Regions from separate parts of the Mus musculus genome. Here region 2 is linked to region 1. Evidence: chromatin loops called from intact Hi-C (ENCODE). Cell type or tissue: heart. All regions are shown on one strand. Each heading gives the region's core, and the rest is flanking DNA. Links, peaks and the distances in the headings are about the cores only.

Evidence for each region. A loop is a pair of places that touch in the nucleus more often than their neighbours do. Peaks named below come from ENCODE experiments on the same cell type or tissue, not always from the same donor. Only the 100,000 strongest peaks of a DNase experiment are listed, where the experiment ranks them.
Region 2: a loop joins it to region 1, with 2.9 times the contacts of the local background. A loop is called at or near these places in 3 of 42 quality-filtered maps.

Annotation. Positions count from the first base shown.
Region 1 is chr14:60,260,565-60,268,901 of GRCm38, forward strand. Mtmr6 (myotubularin related protein 6) reads left to right here and starts at 4,641. Exons shown (of 14, transcript NM_144843.4): 1 at 4,641-4,797. The coding sequence starts at 4,774. Gm38641 (a long non-coding RNA gene) reads left to right here. Exons shown (of 3, transcript XR_874661.1): 2 at 1,541-1,861; 3 at 3,107-3,343. In heart, for the core only: no CTCF peak of the experiment used is centred there; a DNase peak (open chromatin) is centred at 4,627; H3K4me3 peaks cover 1,850 bases; H3K27ac peaks cover 804 bases.
Region 2 is chr14:59,587,254-59,595,590 of GRCm38, forward strand. Cdadc1 (cytidine and dCMP deaminase domain containing 1) reads right to left here. Exons shown (of 10, transcript NM_027986.3): 3 at 5,208-5,282; 4 at 2,535-2,712. Among named protein-coding and RNA genes, the nearest start is that of Cdadc1, 6.5 kb to the right of the region's middle. In heart, for the core only: a CTCF peak has its summit at 3,562 (motif pointing left); no DNase peak of the experiment used is centred there.

The DNA of each region.
Region 1 (8,337 bases), core at 82-8,081:
GGTAGCTCAGAGAGGCAGAGAAAGCACCCAGATGCCCCTCCTGCTCCATGGAAGTCCCAGAAGGACAAAGCCCTTCCTTCTGTCTTAAATGCCCCCCTTCAACTCAAAGGCCCTCTTTCTCTTTCCTGGGCTTTCTTATGTTCAACTCCCTGTCCACCTCTTAACCTAGGGTTGAGTTCATTTAGCTCTTATTTACAAAGAGCTCTTAGGTTAAAGGTGCCAGGGCTGAGCGACACTACAACAAGAAACAGGTTTTTTTCAGTTCACAATCTCAGGGTTCACAATGTGATCAAATATCCTGCAACAGCACAGACAAACACATATACATAAAAACAAAATTAATCCTAAAATTTTTGTCTGAATATTACTAACAAATAATAGAAATTCAACTTGAAGTTAAAAGTGGGAAGAACAAACTTTTTAAAAGAGAAATTTACTTTTTTTGTTATAGTTCTTTATAAATGATGAATATAAGTTAATGGACAGGTCCTGGAAATGTGATAGTCTTGGATATAAATCAAGGTTTAAAGGATATTTTTAATTAGAGAATCAGAAGTACATTACTCTCCATCTTCAAAAACAGAAAGGAAAGGGACCTAGCACTGTCTTACATTTGGTTGAATTGTACACAATAGACATATTTTGATGATTCACATTTTACCAACATAAGAACAGTTCTCAAAGAGAATAAGAGTTTGTTGGGGTCCAGGAGTCACTGCATAAGCCACATGAACACCGATCTCAGTCAGACATGGATAGTTTATTGAGCTATGCCCCAGGACTGATCAATCATGGCCACAGGTCAGTCGGGAGCTGGCTGCAATGCTGAATCAATTCGTTCCAAGTTATTCCACTCATCAGGATTTAGGGATAGGGGATTTCCCTAGGAACATGTCTTTGTTGTATATTTAATCTTACTCGCATTGGTTGGGGTATTCAACTGTACAGGGATCTTGTCTTGCCTAACATTCATGTCTTAACTTCCTACCAGGATGTCTGCTACCCATGTGCATGTCTTTCAGTTCCCAGGGAGGTCTTGGATATTTAAACTTTATTTGATCCCTATTCAAAGTGGATGCCTTATTCTAAATAGATGCAGGTGTCTCTCTTATGGTGGGGTCCATCCCAGGGACAGCTTATAAAGGCAAATACCTTAAAAGCTCAACATAGGTGCAGGAAGTGTTGCTGGGTGGTTGGTTCCTGCCCAAGCTTGTTATGACTGACTATAGAAAGCAGTTCTAACTTACTTCTATTGTGATTGTTTTCCAAGAACACCAAAGCACAGAACATCCTAGTAACAGCAGTAACAACATATGAAAAAGTTTTCTTATGACATTGGTAACCATACCAAACGTCAGGCTAGACAGATAACAGTTATTCAGACCTTAACATTTTATTTAGGCCTTAACAAGTTAATTCTAGAGCCAGATTCCCCCTCCTTTATAAAGCGTGTCTGCCATTAAACATTTGAACCTTGAGCAGACTAGTTGTCTTGGTTCTATTATTTCTCAACCCACCTAAGCTCCCTCTTTTCTTTCAGCTCCAGGTTGCCTCCCAGGCTTGAACCCGGACATGTGAGCCGCTAGCCGGCTCGCAACAATTTGGCATCCCACGCGGGGCCTGGGAAAGGCAGAAGATACTGGAAGAAACACTGCTGGTTTAGAGCTCCATGGAAGAATAAAAGAATTAAAGAAAATTTGTACCGGGGCACGAAGCAACGGGTAAAAGGTTGCTAAGGGTGTGGTACTAAGCTGGAACAGCGTGCTGACCCGTGCGCTGGATTCGCTTAGGTTCAGCAGTGATATCAGAATCTAGGAATGCAGCAGGCAGTCGGCCGCAGCTTTCAGAAGCTGCTTTTTAGGTGAGAGAAATGAAAGGGTGTAAATCAATGAACAGGCAGATGGCCGTAGTTGGAAACAGGCAGGAGGAAAGCTCCACTCTAGATAATCTCCTTAGTGGCAGCAAGGTCAAGTTCTGACTCAGCCTGCTTCAGGCTTAAGGGAGGCTACACATGTTCAAGGGACACATACCCAGGTTACCTCAAATACCATGCTATAACATGTTAGGAAATGTATGAAACTTTTATACTAATAGAACAAAGAATGTTATATGTCAAGCCATTTTGCAGCTATATCAGTGGAAACATCCAGAAGGCAGATTACAGCAAGGCAGACCAGTCTCTGCTTTGGTCTCAGATGCTCTCTGACAACAGTATTAGCCTTTGGGTTGGTGGAAGCTAGGGATCTTTTTTGTACATTCTAAAAGGATAAATACAACAGTCATAAGGGTGTTAGGTCACACGCAAAAATGGACAATAAGTTGGTGACTATTTGGGGGGCTAAAGATAGCTCACTATAACTTGGCTCCCGCTTCCTAATCAGATCTCGTTATTTGGCCAGATTCTTACTGATAGTTACTGCATTTCTGACAAACATTAACTTAAGTTCTCCTTTTAAAAATATGTTTTTGTGAAAGATCTCAAATTATTAAAAGAATTGCTCAATGAAGGAGCTAGAGAAAGGACCCAAGGTGCCAAAAGGGTTTGCAGCCCCATAGGGGGAACAACAATATGAACCAACCAGTATCCCCCCAAAGCTCCCAGGGACTAAACCACCAACTAAAGAGTACACATGGTGGGACTCATGGCTCCAGCTGCACATGTAGCAGAGATGGCCTAGTTGGTTATCAATGGGAGGAGAGCCCATGGTCCTGTGAAGGCTCTATGCTCCAGGGTAGGGAATGCCAGGGCCAGGAAGCAGGAGTGGGTGGGTTGGTGAGCAGGGGGAGGGAAGAGGGGATAGGGGATTTTCAGAGGGAAAACCAGGAAAGAGGATAACATTTGAAATGCAAATCAAGAAAATATCTAATAAAAATATGTTTAAAAAAAAAGACTTGCTTATGGAGGAAATGAAGACTAACCAAAACCAAATAAAGTTGATTGATAGAGCTTAAGGGTGGCCTGTTTGGAAATCTTTTAAACATTTTTAAATCGTGAACCCTTTTCAGCAGAAAAACTTTTATTTATCTTTGGTTATATAGGTACTTACAATAGGTGTACAAATCAAACATTTGCTGATAATATTTTGCTTGTTTGTTTTTGTTACAGTCTCACTATGTGGAACAGCATGCTCTGAAATTTACAGGCAACAACTTGCCTCTGTCTCTGAAGTGCTGGGATTAAAGTCATGCCCCAGCATACAAGGTAAATTTATTTTTACAAACAATTCTTTTGTACACATACATCTTTACTACTTAATTATGAGTAGAACAGAGATAGATATGTTTTTCTGATACAGCTCAATTCAAAGATACACTAATTTGATATATACTAAGGAATAATAGGAAAATATGAAAAGTTTTGCTTTCTGTAATCAAACTGCTCTTTCTATAAGAGTAGCAATGTTTGTACAAACTGTAAAGACACCACAATTCATAACACATAGTAGATGAAATCTGATCTGAGGCAGTTACTGTCATGAACACAGCAAAGTACAGTTGTAGAGATTTGAGACCCAAAGCTTATTCCAGAAGCAAAGCCAGAGATAGGCTGCGTTTTTAATCAAGTTTTGGTCAGCTCCTGGTCCCCAGGGTTGCCATGAACAGTTTAAAAGTGTTGGTTTAATTGAAAGGTCTTTTGCAGGAGGCAGCCAGAGAAGCAAGGAGAGAGCACACCAGCTACCCGTTAGGAAGGCAAACTGCCCATCCCAGCCATTTTTGTTTATTTACAAAAGACAAAGATCAGAAAAGTTTCTAATAAGAATTTAACAGATGGGCTGTTGAAATGGCTTAGTGTGTAACAGCACTGACCACTCTTCCAAAGGACTTGAGTTCAAATCCCAGCAACCACATGGTGGCTCACAACCATCCATAATGAGATCTGATGTCTTCTTCTGATGTGTCTGAAGACAACTGCAGTGTACTTATTTATAACAATAATTAAATCTTTGGGCCAGAGCGAGCAGAGGTCCCTAAATTCAATTCCCAACAACCACATAAAGGCTCACAACCATCTGTACAGCTACAGTGTACTCACATACAAAAAAAAAAAAAAAAAAAAAAAACAACAAAAAAAAAAAACTTAAACAAAAAGAACTTAACAGATAAGCCATCTTTCCAACCCTGAGCAATATCTTTCAAATTAAAAAAAGACATTCATGTAGCATCTTAAATTAAAGTGCAGCCTTATCTATAAGCCTGTAAGAGTAATATCCTGCCCCTTGGTAACAAAGACCATACAAAATGTACTCAAACTTAATACTGATAATCATAATAGAATTTAATAGTTCATTACAGGAGCCCAGTGCTCCATGAGTTTCTAAATGTAATTTAACCTGGAATTTAGAGGTATCCAGTCTCGCACTCACTGGAAAATTCCTTTTGGTCAGGAAAAGGAATATCTTTAAACCTAGAAAAAGCTTCTAGTCCCTCTTGCTGATCCTTGTCTAGCTGAACATGTGGGTTAGCTTGGTTGGCCGGGGCAATACCAGTCCTCCATCAGAGAGGGCGCTGTACAACAGGCCATGCATGTGGCCCAGCTAGCATACGCTCTCTATGGGCGACACTCAGCCGGCTGTCAGGATCCCCTCTGAAGCTAAGATTTGCGGAAGTGTTTCTAGGCGACAGAGCTCTCAGATGACGCCTGCGCAGTGCCACCGGCGGCGGGGGTGGCTGACGCTGCCGGGTTGAGGGAGTTCCTGCGGGTGGCTGTCACCGCCCCGTTTCTCTCCCGATGGTGCTCTCCTGAGGCCAGCTGCCTGCGGGCGTCGCCCCGGGATGGAGCACATCCGGACAACCAAGGTAGTCGGCGGGAGATCCTCGCAGCTGCCGGGGTCCATTGGGCAGAGGCGGACGGGCAGTTTGGGGGTGCGGGGCCTCCGTTGAGGGCCGGCAGTTTGGGGGTGCGGAGGCCGTGTGGACAGCGCAGGCGCCTTGGCAGGAGGTGCTTGGGGAGTCGGCAAACGGTGGCCGCCCAGCGAGCTTTGCTCTTTTGGACAAGACTGGGGCTGCTTTTTACTTTGGGGGATTTCGGCCGATCGCCGCCTGGCTCGCCCCCAGGCTGGTGGGTCCAGTTATCCATCAGTGCTGTGCTGTTCTTGAACCAGTCTTGCTCTGGTTTAAGTGCCCCGCCCGCTCTTTTCCGCGGTGCAAATATTAGCGCATCCGAGGCCACTCACTTTTCTAGTTCTCCAGACACTTAGAGTTGATACTTCTGTGCTTCCAACTTTAGGCATTGTCTTAAGTGTAGGGAGCCAACTTGACAGCAGTTATGCAGAAGGGGAAAGAAAGGCTGTGTCATATTGTAAAAGGTCCATGGAACTTTCCTATAACTGAGCTTGTTTGTCAAGTCCGTGCTTAATTTTTCTGTGTGAGAAGAATTCAGAGAATGGCCAAACTTCAGCCTCAGAAAGGGCCAAAACAGAAATGGAGATCAAAGGGCGTGAATGACCTTTTAAGATGAGGAAAAACACCTCTCTGGGCTTTGCCAGAGCCTTAACTGTCACTTACTGTCTGTCCTAAAGGTCTTAAAGTTACAGGTCATTTGGGAATAAACTGCATTTTTTTCTTCATTATTCTTTAAAACGCTTCACAGTCCTTGATGTTATGGATAACATAACATGAATTTTTGTTAGGATTTATTTTGGAGTTTGCCTATACTATTTGTAGGAAATGTGGAGGTGCTCCTCTTCCAAAATTTTGGTTTTTTTGAGACAAGGTTTCTCTGTGTAGCTCTGGCTGTCCTGGAACTTGCACTGTAGACTAGGCTGGCCTTGAATTTACAGAGAGCTATCCTCCTTTGATTCCAAGTGCAGGGATTAAAGGTGTGCACCACCACTGCTTGGCAGATTTTATTTATTTATTTAAAGAGAAGGAACGTTTAAGTTGCTGACATTTAAAATTTGAAAATGGGAGGATGATTCGATGTACAGCAGAGGGTGCTAAGGCAGGGAAGAGAATGAGAGTGAGCATGGGAGCCCTTCTTGTCCCTGTCACAGGGCCCTAACAGCTGTCGGCTCAGAAACTGCCTTCTACTCTGAACCTCATTGCTTGTTTGCTGCTGAGAATCTCTCTCTCTCTCTCTCTCTCTCTCTCTCTCACACACACACACACACACACACACACATCAGTGAAAGCAAACAGAATCCAGTGAACTAAAAACACCCTGATCACTAAGTGAGCACTGGTGGGAAAATCTAGATGATTCCCTTCATTAGTTACAAAATGACCTCCGTCAGTTTATGAAGAACCGATCTGGCCTTTGGGGTGTATAGCTGTCATTTTTATGATCTTGAAGGTTGTTCCTGATTAAACCTTACTGTCTTCCTGGTAGGCCCATGCTGCTGTTAGGTAAGGCTGCTTTTTGCTCACCTTTTAGATCTGACCTTTTATGTCTTTTTTTAATGGTTAAGAGATTTCCAGTTGGTTTCCAACTGAAGTTGCTTCTTAAGGGACTGCCTTTGTTATTTTGTGTCACTGTTGTGGCAAGGAGGCGTTTCTCTAGAGAAGTCTTAAGTGGGTGTATATAGACTATAGTGGAACCGAGGTTTGCTGGGAACTAGCATGTACACACTTGACTGACACTGGCATCCCACACAAGAGCATCATGAACCTCACACTGTAGTCTGATAATTGTTATATAGACTCTACTGTTTCCTTAAATTATGGTTTGGAAAAAGTGTAGTCTTACAGAATTGCTTTGAACATAACCAAGTTTTTGTTTTTATTATGTATACTCTTCTCCCAAACATATTTAATTGCATAAAAATATGTTTTAGGCTAGGCGTGGTGGCGCACGCCTTTAATCCCAGAACTCGGGAGGCAGAGGCAGGCAGATTTCTGAGTTCGAGGCCAGCCTGGTCTACAAAGTGAGTTCCAGGACAGCCAGGGCTACACAGAGAAACCCTGTCATGAAAAAACAAAAGAAAAAAAAAAGTTTTAAACTCTGTGTAGTTTAATTGGTATAATCAGAATTGTTTGTAGGGCTCTCAGGATGGCTCAGTGTTGGTAAAGGGACCTGATGCCAAGCCTGACGATCGGAGCTGGTTCTCCAGAACCCACGCGGGGGAAGGAGGGAACCAACTTCTCAAAGAGTCTCTCTCAGCTCCACACAGGTTTCTTGGCCTGTGCATGCCCACCCCACCCTCAAGTAAAAGTAATAAACATTTTTAACTGATTATGATAATGTATGACTGTTCAGTGAGTTTCTTTTAATGTTGTTTAACAGCTGTCTTTGAAAAGTAATGATTACCTTCTGTTAGGCAATTATATCAGTGAACACAGTTATGTACCATTGTCATAATTTCACAATGTTCACATTTCACATATATGTTAGTTCATTAGCTCTCATCACCATGATGTTTACTTTTAATAATCACCTTGACACAAGGTAGAGTCACTTGGGAAGGGGGCCCAGTGACAGACATTGGCCTGTGAGGGTTTTTTTTTTCTTTTTGTCTTAATTGGCTGAGGTGGGGAAGGCCCATCCTAATGTGGGCAGCAGCATTTTGTGATCTGGATCCTGAATGTATAAAAGTAGAGAAAGCAAGGGGGCGGCATTTGTGCATATATTCTGTCTCTGCTCCTGAGTCTAGATGTGACCTGTTTTCTCAAGGTCCTGCTGTGACTTCCCCACAATGGTGGTTGGAATTTTAAGCCAAATGAACCCTAGCTTTATGTCAAAGAGTGTTATCACAGCAACAGACATGGAACCAGGACCATCAGTGATCTAAAAATGGACCCTGCCAGTGGTTTTAGAATCTCCATTTATAGATGAGGAAGAAATTAGTAAGTTTGAATGACCTGTCAGGTTAGCCATGTATGGCTGTTAGAATTTAAACTAATGTCTAACTCCAAAGGTGAGGTGTGCTCTTCCTAGCATGAACAGTTGTAATAAAATTGTGAAATTGGCATTCACTTAGAAAAGATTAACTAAAAGGGTTTCCCTTTTCTAGGTTTACCATAAGTAATAGTTTTATATTCTTGTTTTTGTATCTTGTTTTTGTATTTTGTATTTTGTTTAGAGTTATCATTTGCTTTGTCCTCTGCTATCAGAGATTAAATAACTCTCGCGCCAACATTCAGCTGTTAGCTATATCATCCTATTTTTATATCACATTTGCCTTGAAACAGGGTCTCTCACTGAACCAGATGCTCAACCTTTCAGACAGGCTGGCTGAACTCTTTAGATCGCTTGTCTTTGTTCTCCCAGTGATGGGGCCACAGGCACATAAAACTATGGCTGGCTTGCTACATGGATGCTGGGAGTTCAACCTTAGGTCCTTGTGTTTGTTCTTACTCACTGAACTCTCTCCCCAGACCCGAGAACTCAAAGATTGTTTT
Region 2 (8,337 bases), core at 195-8,194, 670 kb before region 1:
TTCTGAACTAAAAACACTAAAAACAAAACAAAACAAAACCAAACCTCCAGATGTCCAAAATAGGAGAATAAATAATGTGACTTTAGTCTTGGTTTTGTTAACTAGTTTTAAATTAGCATACTAAGCAATGAGTTCCATGCTGGCATTTTTATATCATCTGTTCTTGTTGACTACAAAGAATTTTTAAAAGAAAAATAGTCCTAGGTGAAGAGGGAGTGATGAGAGAGAGAGCGAGCAGGCAGCACCAACCCTGCAAAGCCTATGTACTGAGGAAAGAACAAACCTGAGGGCATTTCCACTCAGTGTGACAGCAGAAAGTAGGTAGTCTTTACTACACAGAGACACAGTTGGCTCATTAAATAAGAGTTCATATTGATTTAAAAGAAAAAAAAAAGGAATGAAAATGATCTTAAGGGAAACAAAACATATGAACAGGCAATGTGTAAAAGAAACATAACTGGATAATAAACATGACAAAGTATTTTAATTTTCTTATAATGTTGACTGAAATTGCTATGTAAGCACCAAATGCTTATTATAGTTTACAACAGAAAAATTTCTGCTAGTATCTGGTGTAATTTCATCTCATCAAAGTTAAAAAGGTTTTATTTACTCATGTTCAATAAAAGGATTTGATTTTATGTGTTTGTGCATGTGAGTTCTAGTGCCTTCTGAGGTCAGATCGGGTTACAGGTAGTTGTGAGCCATTGAACCTGGATGCTGGGAACCAACTTTGGGTTTCCTACAAGAACAGGAATTGCTCATAACCACTGAACAGCAACAGAAAACCTGAGACACATGAGGAAGGTAGGCTAGTTCACTGTGAACTCAGTCACTCACATGGTCCTCAAAGCAACCCTCATACTGTGGTTTGCAGCAATCACTTTATACGCAGCTCTGACTCATGCAGAACACTAAGATGAGGTGTGCCCAGCCCAGGGCTAATGAGACAGATGAGTTTTCTGTTCTGCTCCATAACACTAAAAAAGGGGCTGTCAGTCTTCCACAGCTTCCACAGAAGCCCTGACAGATCACCACACTCCACCCAGCACTACTCCATATTTGAACCTTTAGCCTGTTTGGTGACACCATTTCAAGAGGTTCTCTCCCAGCTTGCTGCCACCATGCCTGTCTGATGCTATGCCTCCTTCACCATCAAGACTCTAATCCTCTGGAACCACAAGTCAAAATAAACGTGCCCGTAAGTTGCTTTCGGTCATGTACTGTCCCACAGAAACGGAACAGTAATGAGTAGAGCCATGAAGCCCGAGCTTGTGCCGCACCCTTCACGACGCAGCATCCTGCAGGGTCACTGACGCTGAGCTCATGCTTCACCTGCAGCCTGGGGCACTCATCTGATACCAACCAACCCTGGAGGCAAAAGCCCAAGAAGCGTATTTGTTGCCTTCTTTCTAGACCTACCAAGTACATGTGTGTAGGTCACATTTTAAAAAATAATAGAATCATCTACATATCTGTCTACTTATAAAACAGAATCAGAAGCAGTTAGGTGTCTACACATTAAAATTTTGTGTACCCTTCCGAGGTTTATAGTAACCTTTGGGAATGTGCTGACTCATTTTTGTCAACTTGACATAAACTTAGACATATTTGGGAAAAGGGAATCTCAAGAAATTGAGGAACTGCCTCCATCTGATGTCTGTGTATGTCTGTGAAGCATTTTCTTGAATAATGATTGGTGTGTAAGGGCCCAGTCCATTGTGGGCAGTGTAGCCCTTGGGCCTGGGTTGTACAGAAAAGAAAGCAGAGCACGCCATGGAGAGCAAGCCAGTGAGTAGCTCTGAATTGAACCCCTGCCCTGAATTCTCTTTATGATCAACTTTGATCTGGACTTGTAAGCCATATAAACCCTTTCCTCCACAAGTTGTTTTTGGTCCTGCTGTTTGTCTATCACACCAACAGAAAAGAAACCAGGACAGGAAAGCAGCTGCCCAGCCAGAACCTACAGCTCCCATGATGAAAACAAACAGAAAGAAGAATGTATGTGACTTCTAGGTCATGGCTTTTGTTTTGTTCTGTGGTGCTGGGGAAAACCGGGGCCTCACCCAGGCTGAGCAAGCACTCTACCACCACCACCTCCACCAATCTCTGCCAAGCAGGGATCTGTAGAAGCACATTTGCCTTCTCTGGATGCAGAGGTCAAGTGAGGCCCCAGGATAACAAGAGCAGAGGAAGCGTGATGCCTAATCCACAAACCAGCCACTGGACTAAACTGCCTGCTGCGCGGCAGCGCCCAGGTCTGACCACTGTAGGGCTCATAGGCTGTCATAAGCCACTGAAATTTGGGGATCCTTTGTCAAATGCTATCAGCCTGTAATTTACCAAGGGGTGTTTAGCAAATTAGTGGGCAGAGCTGAGCCCAGAATCCACGTTTTCAGACTCTTCTTCCTGAGTGTCAAATGGTCCTCAAACACACATTTCCACCCCTACTATGTGTGTATTTAAGGATGCGCTCCCTTGTCCAAGCTCAGATAAAGGAGCTGAGTCCCCAACACCACCTTGTCCATACTCACCATTCACTATCATTTTCAAACAAGCAGAACATGGTTTTCTTGAAAAATAAAGATCACAGTTTTTCAGCCTGGACCCATGCTTAATGAGAGCAATTTGCCCAGTATGTAAGTCTTCACTGGAGCAGTGAAGACCAATGATCTTCATGTTTTTCACCACCACAAGACCAGTTTTCTTCACCTAATTAAGACAAAAATATGACATCATCAATTATAACATCTTACTATCTTTTTATGGGTAATATTTTATTTTCTAATGAGATGAAAGCTATGCTTAGTTCTTACCTAAACACAGTCTGCATAAAAATAGTATCTAATTAGGTACATGAAGAATTTCTGAGAGCTTCATATTGACTTTACATGAAAAACTTTCAAAACAGAGGCTTTTTTAATTAATCAGTTACATGTGTAACTATTATTATGTTGTTCTAGTGACAGATGAACTCAATTTAACCTAATATAGGCCAAAAGCCAAATCAGCTGAATTGCTTCTTATGCCATCCAGGCTGGGTCTATTTAATTCTAAGCTTCAAAATGGTAAAGGAAATATAATGAAATTCCTCTGGGTTTTACACATGACTCTGAAGAATTCAAATAATAAAGACAAAACTAAAGCAGACATCATCTCAATTCTAAAATTATAAGACCTTTTAAAGTCAGAATTGTATTATACAGCCCAGGCTAGCCTTAACTTGCAACTCCTGGGCTAAAGATATAGCTCAGCTAGCAAAGACCTGGCTCACAATCATAAGTTTGATTCCAAATTTGCAATGTGTAAACCTTCCCCTCTTTATTGCAAAATATTTGAGAACTGTATATCCCTTGAATACAAAGTATATGTTATTTCCAGCAAGTTTGTTTGCAAACTGTCCATTTTAGAAAGCAACCAATAAAAATTGTCTTATCAGAGTTGGAGAGATGACTCAGAGGTTTAGAGCACTGACTGCTCTTCTAGAGGTCCTGAGTTCAATTTCCAGAAACTACATGATGGCTCACAACCATCTGTAACGGGGTCTGGTGCCCTCTTCTGGCAGGAAGGCATATATGTGGACTGTAGACTGTACATAATAAATAAATAAATCTTTTATAAAAAATTGTCTTATCAAAGGATCTGGGCACCAGAGCCAATGCTGTTAAAACTGAACCACATGGCCATTGGAGTGGCTGCAACTCAGCTGAAGGGCATGGGCTTTACACTGTCAGAAGAAAGAAAGAAGCCAGTAACAAATGGATGTCTGTGACATTGTTCCCAAGACACAAAAGACATGTTATCAACCTCTTATTAGAACAATCTTCAGCCCAAGTTTATTACCTTTCTGAGTCTTTTTAAAACAAAATAAAGCTAGCTGAGCATGGTGGCATATACCTTTAATTCCAGCACATGGAGGCAGAGGCAGGCAAAACTCTTGAGTTCGAGACCAGCCTTGTGTTCCAGGACAGCTAGAGATACAAAGAGAAACCTTGTCTAGAAAACCCAAAATTTAGCCCACCCTACCTCCCCCCACCCCCCAAAAAACCCCAAAAAACAAAAAGCCACAACCTGTTCATTTTGCTTCTAGCTAAGAACAAAATATAAAGTTTAAGATGGAGTTTTTTCATAATATCTAGTTCGAGAGGAGCTTTTCACCTCAAACTTAAAAGCCCAAGTTGTACTCTGAGCTGTCTACTTACTGCTGCCCCAACACACTGACTTTCTGGGAACCACTTGTCTGCATCCTGGTTTTGTTTTACTTCACACACATCTCGGCAAGTTTCCATATAATTCTAGTCACAGATTTTACATTAAACCATGGTAGACCACGATCACCTTTTGTACATGCTTTAGTCAGTATATTGACCTAGGTGATCCGCTAATTTTTTCCCCTTTGTGTTGAAAGCATCTAAGCAGTCTCAGGAAAATTATGTCAAAATCACACCAGGCAGTGAAAGAGACGCACTCCCAGAACTAATCAGGAAACTTATAAAAACAGACATCAAAATAATAACTTTTTCAAAATACACGTGCAAGTCATTCTCTATATATGATCAACAACCTTCTCTGGAAACTAAAGGTGACAAGGACACCCCAGGCAGAATCACAGAGGTCAGGATTTGCCTTCCGGGTTGACTGCCCTGTTTCATATACAATAGCAGACAAGAAATTCGTGGATCAGGGACAAAGGACTCAGAAGAGTAAGAAGCTCGTCTGTGGTGGCCACGCCCTCCAGGCCCACAGGGGGTGATGCAGCTGGGACCACAAGGTTGTTTGGACCCACAGATTTGGAAATCTGATCTTCGGAGAGGAACAGCAAGACAGACAGTGCTGTTGGTCCCAGAGGGAGATACTAATTGACTCAATCCTTAACCCTTGAGAAGTGACCCACGTAAAGAGTAACCAGGCTTGCACTCCAGTCATAATAACCAAGATACACACACGTGAAAGACTCCGCAGGGCATTGCTTAACACATCTGTGTGAAATCAGGATTAGACGTTAGAAACATTACACAATACTCCCACTTGAATTTTTCAAACAGGAAAGACATATAGGCTTGTCAGTACACAAGGCCTTTATGGAGAAATCTAAGAAACTCCCTTGATTACGGAGGTCTTCACAGGACTTTATCCCTTTTCTTTGCTTTCTTATCATAAACTTGCACATCTTTTTTTTTTTTTTTTTTTAAATCACAACAATTCACCTGTTTTTTTTCAGTAGACACTCTGGTCAACTCTTCATTGTCTCCTAAGGGACCACGGCTTTCCTCTTCAGTTTTCTAATTAAAATCAGATTAAAAGGGAAGATGATTAACATGATGAATTCCACATTTCAGGATTTAAGGCTGGATGCCTCCTTGCAAAGCTCTGCAGTGATGTCTCACTTTGCTTGGGTACTATTTGCTCAGACTACACCTAAGCTTCCAAACAGGCCTTTATAGGATTGAAACTGTAATGTGGAGATCATAGAAATGGGACAGTATTAAGCAATGTAAAAATTCAAAGGTTGTGAAGGATTAAGCAGAGTCCAGAAGATAAAGAATTATGTATCAAAGGTATTGCATGTGGATTACGGCAGGCAGGACGATGCGTCCTAAGGGATTTCTTTGATCCTGTCTCTGCAGCTATGCTGTTTCATAGTTAAAGGGGGGTTAATTTTACAGGTAGGCATAGATATGCACCATCAGTCTTGGTATGAAAGACTGTCCTGATGATCCAGTGGGCCCAGTACTACCACAGGAGCCACTGTAAGCAAAGGAGGGCAGAGGAGACTCAGAGTGAGACAACAGGAGGGAGAATCAACAAGCCATCAAAGGGCTTTGAAGTCAGAAAGGCCATACAACCCAAACAATGCAGGCAATTTCCAAAGCTAGAAAAGGCAAAGAAATACATTTCCTCCTAGAGCCTTCGGAGAAAATGAGTCCTGCTGGCAGTTTGGTCTTAGTTGGTGAAAAGCCTTTTGAATTGCTGACCTTCAGAACTGTATGATAACAGATTTTTGTTTTAGTCATCAACACCGTGGTAGTTTTTATGACAGTAATAACAATTAGTATAGGAATGCCTTCCCTAAAGTTGAATCAAAATAGAAGTTTTAAATTGGAAGCTAGGGTCTAGAAAGGTCCTTCAGTAGTTAAGAACATTGGCTGCTTTTACAAAGGAATTACGTTCGATTCCGAACACCTACCTGGCATCTCAAAACTATAACTTAATTCCAGGGGGTCTGATGCCCCTTTCTGGCCTCCATGGGCTGGGCAAGCATGCAGTTCACAGACATACATGCAGACAAAACACTCATACACATGAAAATAAATAAATAAATAAATAAATAAATAAATGTAACAGAGCCTGGCCCTTCAATTAGTTCAATAAGTGCTTGACCCTTTATTAGATGCCAGCCATAGGCCTAGCTAGTTGTTCTGGAAGCAGCCCTCACAGACTTTAGGACTATGAACACAGCCAAGTGAGAGACTGATAGGGTGGTGTAGAATTCTGTGTGCCCCACAGAGGTGAAGCAGTTAACAAATTGGGGCAGTTTTAAAGTAAGAGTGGCAGTGCTGGTGATTGCTCAGCTTATACTTACAAACAAATGTTGTCTCAGAAAGCAACGACTTCCAGGAAGAAAACCTACATCCTGGAAATAAGATTTCTCTTCAAGCAGAGCAGGAAATGTAGGACATCATGAGGTTGATAAGTGGTGAGAGTAATTTCAGTAATGGTAATTATAAAAATAAGTTTTAAGAGGTATCTAATTCTCCTAAGTGGCTATGGTTGCGGTGGGGGTTAAGAAAGGGGTTTGGAATAGAAGTACTATGAAGATGTTTGACATTTCAAAGTTATTTTCTTTCCTACTGATTCATGCTTTCATTGTAGTTTAATTAAACTTTTTTTTGTTGTTGTTGTTTTTGTTTTTCCAGACAGGGTTTCTCTGTGTAGCCCTGGCTGTCCTGGAACTCACTCTGTAGACCAGGCTGGCTTCGAACTCAGAAATCCACCTGCCTCTGCCTCCCGAGTGCTGGGATTAAAGACTTGCGCCACCACAAAGGTTTGGAATTATTTCATTTAACCATTACAATTCTATAAGAGTTATTACTTTCATAGTACAAGTGAGAAAAATTGTGGCAGGGACAAATTAAAAAATACAACCATGGTCACCTAGCTGATCCTCACTAAGCCAGATCCCTGTCTCCCCTCAGTACTACACTGCCTCTGTTCCAGAAAAGCTCAGGGAGGCCCCATGCTACAGTCTCCATACAGGCAGAACTGAGTGAGAAAGGTGCTGTGGCTGGGGAGAGAAAAACAAAGGATGTCTAGTCTTAGAAAGTCACACAATTCAAACAGAATTAAACTATAAGCAAAGCTTGAACCAGTAGGAAAGAAAACCCTTTGGAAATGTCAGCCATCTTCATAGAACTTGATTTCTATTTCAAAACTTTTCATTAATTGCCTCCCAGCCTTATTATAAGTTTTATAGACAATTAATTTTCCAATCATTGATTGGACTCTTAAAAGCTCTGTTTTTATTACTGAGCAATGTAAATTTTGATAGCACAGAAGAACTCAGACACTGGCTATACTTACAAATGCAAGTTAATATTAACATTTTAAATATTAAATCTGGCAAAAGAGACAATGTAAATGCCCATCAGTGCAACAGTGCTTTACAATTTATTAAAATCATAATCAAAACAGTCTAAAGTAGCTCCAGGCACTAAAAGTGTTATTAGTTTAACTCATTCACTGCTTAGAACAACTCCACGTAGTAAGCTAGCAGTGTGTTCAGGGTTTGAAGCACTTATCTTACAAGTACAAGGCTCTTGGTTCAATTACCAGGACCTCAAGACAAAACACGCTGTACGTACTGGTATTTTCCACTATACTAAAATAGAAGCTGACAGACAAATAAATGTAAAATAGAGTATTCAAAGTTACACAAAGTAGCAAGAGCTTGAACTGGAATGTGAACTCAGGCAGGCTGGTTATGAATCACTGGCTGCCCCCATGCACAAAATGACACCACAGCCCATGTATTTCTTTTCTCTACTTAAGGAAGTTCCAGAATATCTCAAATGAGTAAAAGAAAAAGGATAGAACAATAGACAGTGTCAACAGTCTCTAGGTGGTAGAGTAGTGAGGATTTTTCCTCTGTTCACTTCATAAATAATGAACACATACTTTAAACAGCTGCAAGCCAAACTGCATCTTGGAGCTTCTGTGACATGCTCTGTGTGGTTTTTTTGTCAACCTGACACACCTAGAGACCCCTGGGAAGAGGGAACTTCAATTAAGAAGTTGCCTCTATCATATTGCTGTGTGTGTGTGCCTTTAGGGTATTTT